Regions from separate parts of the Homo sapiens genome. Here region 2 is linked to region 1. Evidence: read pairs that join two places in POLR2A ChIA-PET (ENCODE). Cell type or tissue: IMR-90. All regions are shown on one strand. Links, peaks and the distances in the headings refer to the core of each region. The heading gives the core; the rest is flanking DNA. Region 1 overlaps DOCK4 (dedicator of cytokinesis 4). Region 2 overlaps DOCK4 (dedicator of cytokinesis 4).

Region 1 (2,925 bases), core at 186-2,685:
TCTCAGCTGGCCAGTTGCCCTTCCCTGAGCTCCCTGGTATCTGCACACATCTCTTACCATTGTTCTCATCACACTGTCCCAGAACTATCTGTTGATCCCTCAGCTTGCCCCATTAGATTTATGAGCCCCTCGAGAACAACAGCTATGTAAAGGGATTCTGGCCTGTGATAGATGTTCAGTGAAGATTATTGAATGAATAAGAGATTACAAGCAAAAACTTTCTTTGGATTGCTAGTTAAATGAGAGGCAACATATAACACACCTGGTATTTTCTTTTTTTCTTTTTTCTTTTTTTTTTTGAGATGGAGTCTTGCTCTGTCGCCCAGGCTGGAGTGCAGCGGCACAATCTTGACTCACTGCAAGCTCTGCCTCCCGGGTTCACACCATTCTCCTGCCTCAGCCTCCTGACTAGCTGGGACACCAGGCACCCGCCACCATGCCCGGCTAATTTTTGTATTTTTAGTAGAGACGGGGTTTCACCGTGTCAGCCAGGATGGTCTCTATCTCCTGACCTCGTGATCCGCCCACCTCAGCCTCCCAAAGTGCTGGGATTACAGGCGTGGGCCACTGCGCCCAGCCCACACCTGGTATTTTCTATTTTTATAGAATGTATATTTCATTGTCTATTTCTTTAATCATTCATTTTCTCATTATTTGTTCAACATGTTTATTGACCACAGACTACAGCCAGGTACTGTTCTAGGTGCTGGGAAAATAGTGGCAAACAAAACAGCCAAATCCTTCTGTTTCTGGCCTTTACGTTCTCTCTTCATAAAGTAATCTAAAAGAGCTAACAAAGCTAAAGGTGTTAAAATAGAAAGAAACAAAAATATTTTAAAGCATAGTAACCAGAAAAGCAAACAGAGGAACTACATATACTAGACTGCGGGGATGATCTATTTATCTCAGCTTTAGGTCTGAGGCTGCCCGATAAGATATATAATATAACAGGCAATGTCTTGAGCTTCAATTTTCGAAAACATAAATGGTACTTCATATAAATGTCTTTGTAACATTAAATCTTAGCTCAGAAAAGATAAGGCTGAGATAACTAAGACTGGGCTCCCCGTTTCCTCATGATATGTAAAAGAATGAATCACTTCTACATAGTATATCCCATCTGGACCCTGTCACCTATGGGTCTGAGGGTGTGTCTTTGGCAGTGCTAGCTTTCCAGTCAAGTCCTGGTTGACTTCTCTTCGTGAGCGTGAACCATACCAAGATTCTCAGTTGCTGATTAGAAACATGCATATGCTTAAAATGCCAGAGGACAGGTAGCAGAGCTCGCTTCTCCATGTGAACATTTAGGAGTCAAACAGGTATTAATTCCTAGACAGAGTCCTGTCCAGGTGCCTGTCGTCAGGGCCAAAACTTTTCTCAAAAATAGGACTTTGACTCAGTTGTAGCTCTTCCACAAAGATTGACTTAGTACTAAGAATCCTAATCCATAAAGGGAAATTTATTTGAGCATGAAAATTGTGACCTCAACCACAAGAGAAACTCAGTATGGTATGTGTAGGCTGTCTAATTTGGGGCAGACCTACATTGTATAGCTCCATCAGGAAGCATTTGCTCCACAGAAAAAACCCCAAGTAGCTGAGTTTTCTTATGAATAGGGTTATTTAGTATTTCTTATTTACAGAGTTGTGAAATACTTGCCAAGTATAACAACTTTTATTTTTATTTCTCATACTACTGAGCCAACAAATTCAGTTTCAGCTTATGGCCACTTGTAGTTTATGATTATGAAACCATATTACCAGCATAATACATAATCCTTCTTCTGCCACGACAGGAAAGCACACAGCCTGCTGATCATTGTGCGGCCTTGAATTCAGTATTTAAAAAGAAACGTGGAGAGAGAAGTGTATTTCAAATTATGAGCTAAAAGTATAGCCCATTTAATAAGTGGTGTTGAGATAAATAAAATGGGTATTAGGGGAAGTGGGGAAGAGCTGGATTCCTACCTTCCTCTTATTGCGAAAACACATTCCAGATTGAATGTAAGAAATAAAACTGGGCCTGGCACAGTGGCTCATGCCTGTAATCCCAGCACTTTGGGAGGCCAAGGCTGGTGGATCACCTGAAGTTAGGAATTCAAGACCAGCCTGGCCAACATGGTGAAACCCTGTCTCTACTAAAAATCAAAAAAGTTAGTCCAGCGTGGTCATGGGTGCCTGTAATCCCAGCTACTTGGGAGGCTGAGGCAGGAGGATTGCTTGAACCCAGGAGGCGGAGGTTACAGTGAGCCGAGATCATGCCATTGCACTCCATCCTGGGCAACAGGAGTAAAACTCAGTCTCAAATCAATCAATCAATCAATAATCAATCTGTACGAGCCTTAAAAATACGGATGAACATTCTTATAATCTACAGGTGAGAAGGGCCTTTCTAAGGATGTCTCAAATGTTAGAAATCAAATTTAAAAATCAAGTAAATTTGGCTACATAAAATTTAAGATATTTATTGATAAAACAGTCATAATCTAGGCTGAAACACATTTCAAACTGAAATATAGTTGCAACACAGCTTGTAAAGAGTTGCTTTATAACCCCATAGGTAACCCTTATAAAGGGTTGCTATTCCTGACTGACCAAGAGTTATCACAAATCAGTAAGAAAAGGAAAAATTGATAAATGCTACAAAGACTATTTAAAAATAATAAATGCAAATGTATAAAATAAAAGCATGAATAAGTAAAGAAATCCGTTTAAGTTAAAAAATTTGAAACCTTTTTGCCTATCAGATTGGCAGAGATTTTTAAAGCCCAGAATTGGAGAGCAAGGTTAAGGGAAAACAGTCTCATGCATTTATAGAAGAAATATGAACACTGTTGTGTTTCTGGAGGGCAGTTTGGCAATACGTAGATAAATTTTAAATGTGTATATCCTTCAACTCAGCCATCCCACACATGTTGGTATTTTT
Region 2 (2,925 bases), core at 115-2,614, 310 kb before region 1:
GCTACCTGGCAAGCTGCCAGAACTGAGGTGCTGGTTCCTCTCTTTCTCAATTTGTTTGATTCTCTCTGGCTAGTAGGAGCTCCATGGGCAGTGACTGAAGCATTTTGTTTGTTTTTTAAATGTATTTTCCTTGACAAATAATAATAATATATTTTTTAAGTTTTCATTTTTTTTTTTTTAATTTAGAGACAGGGTTTTGCTCTGTTGCCCAGGCTGGAGTGCAGTGGCTATTCATAGGCGCCATCATAGTGCACTATAGCCTGTAGCCTCAAGCTCCTGGTTGATCGCCTCAAGCAATACTCCCACCTCAGCCTCCTGAGTAACTGGGATTACTGACATGCACCTTCTCACCCAGCTGTATATATTTATGGTGTACAGTGTGATATTTTGATGTACGTTTACAGTTGGAGTGATTAATCAGGCTATTAACAAATTACACCTCATATAATTACCATTTTTGTGGTGTAAAAAACATTTAAAATCCATTCTAGCACTTTTGAAGTATACAATGCATTGTTATTTATTGTATCTCCATTCTGTGGATATCACCTCCCATCTGTTAGAATGGCTGTATAAAAACAATGAAAGGTAACAAGTATTGGTGAGAGTGCAGAGAAAAGGGAACGCTGTGCACATGTTAGTGGGAATGTAAATTAATACAGCTGTTATGTAAAACAGCATGGAGGACCTTCAATGAACTAAAAATAGAATTACCATATGATCCAACAATTCCACTGCTTGGTATATATTCACAGGAATTGAAATCAGTATGCTGAAGAAATATCTGCTATCCCATGTTCATTGAAGCAGTTCTCAAAATGTCTGAGATATGAAAGCAACCTAAGTGTCCATCATCAGATGAATGGGTAAAGAGAATGTAGTATCTATACACAATGGAATATTATATAGTCTTGAAAAAGGGGAAAATCCTGTCATTTTCAGTAATGTGGAGGGTATTATAGTAAATGAAGTAAGTGTAAGTCTGGCACAGAAAGATAAGTACTGCATGATCTTGCTTACATGTGCAATCTAAAGAAGTTTACTTCATAAATATAGAGATTAAAGTGATGGTTGCCAGAGTCTGGGGGAAGAGGGTGGTTGGGGAAAGTGGAGATGATGATCAAAGTGTACAAAGTTTTGGTGAGACAGGGGGAACATGCTTTAGTGATCTATCGCACAGAATGGTGACTAAAGCATTCTTGATCGCATACTCACCAATTTCCTCAGATTACCTCTACCTCCTGCATGTCCTCATCTGTTAGCACACCCCCCCATTCCTCCCCCCTCCCCACCCCGCCTTAAAGTGGTGGGAATTATTCATGGAGAAAGCTAAGACCTTTGCAGATTGTTTTTGCGTTCATTTGTCCAACAGGCTTTTATGCACAGATTCACAGATGAGTCATGGCATCTTCCTGAGCTGAAGGCTGCACCCCTCAAACCTAGCCAGATGTTTTACATGTGTGAGCTTAGTTAAGCTTGACAGGAGAACACGGGCTGGATTGATCGGTGCAGAAAATCCATGAACCTTATAAGAAACAAAACTCAGAACAAGCTGATCTGAAGTCACAGTGTCATTTAAAAAATAAATTGTGTGGTGCGAGTATCACTCAGTCATCACATAAATTCCTGTATTCTATTTTTCTTGAAGGAGTTTTTGAACTCATCTGGGTAGGAATCATGTTCCTTTTTAAAGCCCCTTCTATGTTGGTGGAAGAAGATGCACCTTCTCGTATTCATACAGGATAGTTAGGTGTCTTTCTCCTTAGAAAGATGCTTTAATCATAGCGTATGTGTGTGATAGAGCGTAATAAGGATGTGTTTCCTTTACTCTTAGTTTTTTGTAGTTTCTTAGCTAACAGTTTCTTAAAGTGTTTTCTATTAGTGGTCCTATGATGTATCTACATAGCATGTAAAGCTAAATAATAATGTTCTGCTTGGAATTGTTTGTGACATTTAGAGCCTGACACAGGATTCTAAACTTTAAGTGGGAATAGAAGAGAAATGATTTATACCTCCCAGTAAAATACCACCGAAGGGCCATACAGACAGTGGGATAGCAGCTTATGTTCTTGATCTGGCCTCCTATGGGAATGGTCTATAAAAATGTTCCCCTCTTTTGGTCATTCCCCTAAGTGACAGTTCTTCACAAGGCCCCTGAAGCCACATAGAGATGCTGCTCTTCCTCTATGATCTTGTTTTTTTTTGTTTTTTTTTTTTTATTTTAGAGGCTGTTATGGTAGCTAGTACGAGGGAGATTATACAAATTTCAAGAAATTTAGGATTTCCTATCTCTAGCTCTATTCTTTTCCAAAAGGAGACAACATTTTCTGAGTTATGTTTGATACAATATGTCTATGTTTCTATCACAGTGACTTCATGCTGTGAATATATACATCAGAGGAACATTAAACTCTAATGAAACCCTTCTAAAAGGCTGTAACCGTAACACAGTAATACAATGTTTTACTTAAAAAGTGAAATTATTTTATCTGAGTCTACCCTTTGAAGTTGAATGGTAATTTCTATTTAAGAGATGAGAAAACAGTTTCATAGAGTTTAAGTGACTTACTCTAGATTAGTAGCTTTTAATCTTGTTTGACTATTACCCATAAGAAATATAGTTAATTTCCTGACCTAGTATATATATAAATATCCCCCAGTACCACCCCACACACATATAATTAAAACAGCACTTGCTTATACTCTATGTAATGTTCTATTCTTTTTTGTTAAAAAAAATACTTGTCACTAAATTGACTTGTTAATGGGTCCTGACCCACAGTTTGAAAAACACTGCTTTAAATGCTACATTTGTGATACCAGAAGGACTGCAACTCACATCTTACTGGGTTTCTGTGAAGTTCCTTTCATGACATTGGCAAGGAGTTGATGGTGGTGGTGGTTATTGTCTTTGATAGTCAGATA

The links. ChIA-PET counts read pairs that join two places held together with the same protein. Peaks named below come from ENCODE experiments on the same cell type or tissue, not always from the same donor. Only the 100,000 strongest peaks of a DNase experiment are listed, where the experiment ranks them.
Region 2: POLR2A ChIA-PET joins it to region 1 with 6 read pairs; 3 of 35 experiments call an interaction of 5 or more read pairs at or near these places.

Annotation. Positions count from the first base shown.
Region 1 is chr7:111,891,596-111,894,520 of GRCh38, reverse strand. The region is part of intron 16 of DOCK4 (dedicator of cytokinesis 4); the gene reads left to right. Among named protein-coding and RNA genes, the nearest start is that of DOCK4-AS1, 85 kb to the right of the region's middle. In IMR-90, for the core only: no CTCF peak of the experiment used is centred there; no DNase peak of the experiment used is centred there.
Region 2 is chr7:112,200,019-112,202,943 of GRCh38, reverse strand. The region is part of intron 1 of DOCK4 (dedicator of cytokinesis 4); the gene reads left to right. Among named protein-coding and RNA genes, the nearest start is that of DOCK4, 4.9 kb to the left of the region's middle. In IMR-90, for the core only: no CTCF peak of the experiment used is centred there; a DNase peak (open chromatin) is centred at 1,393.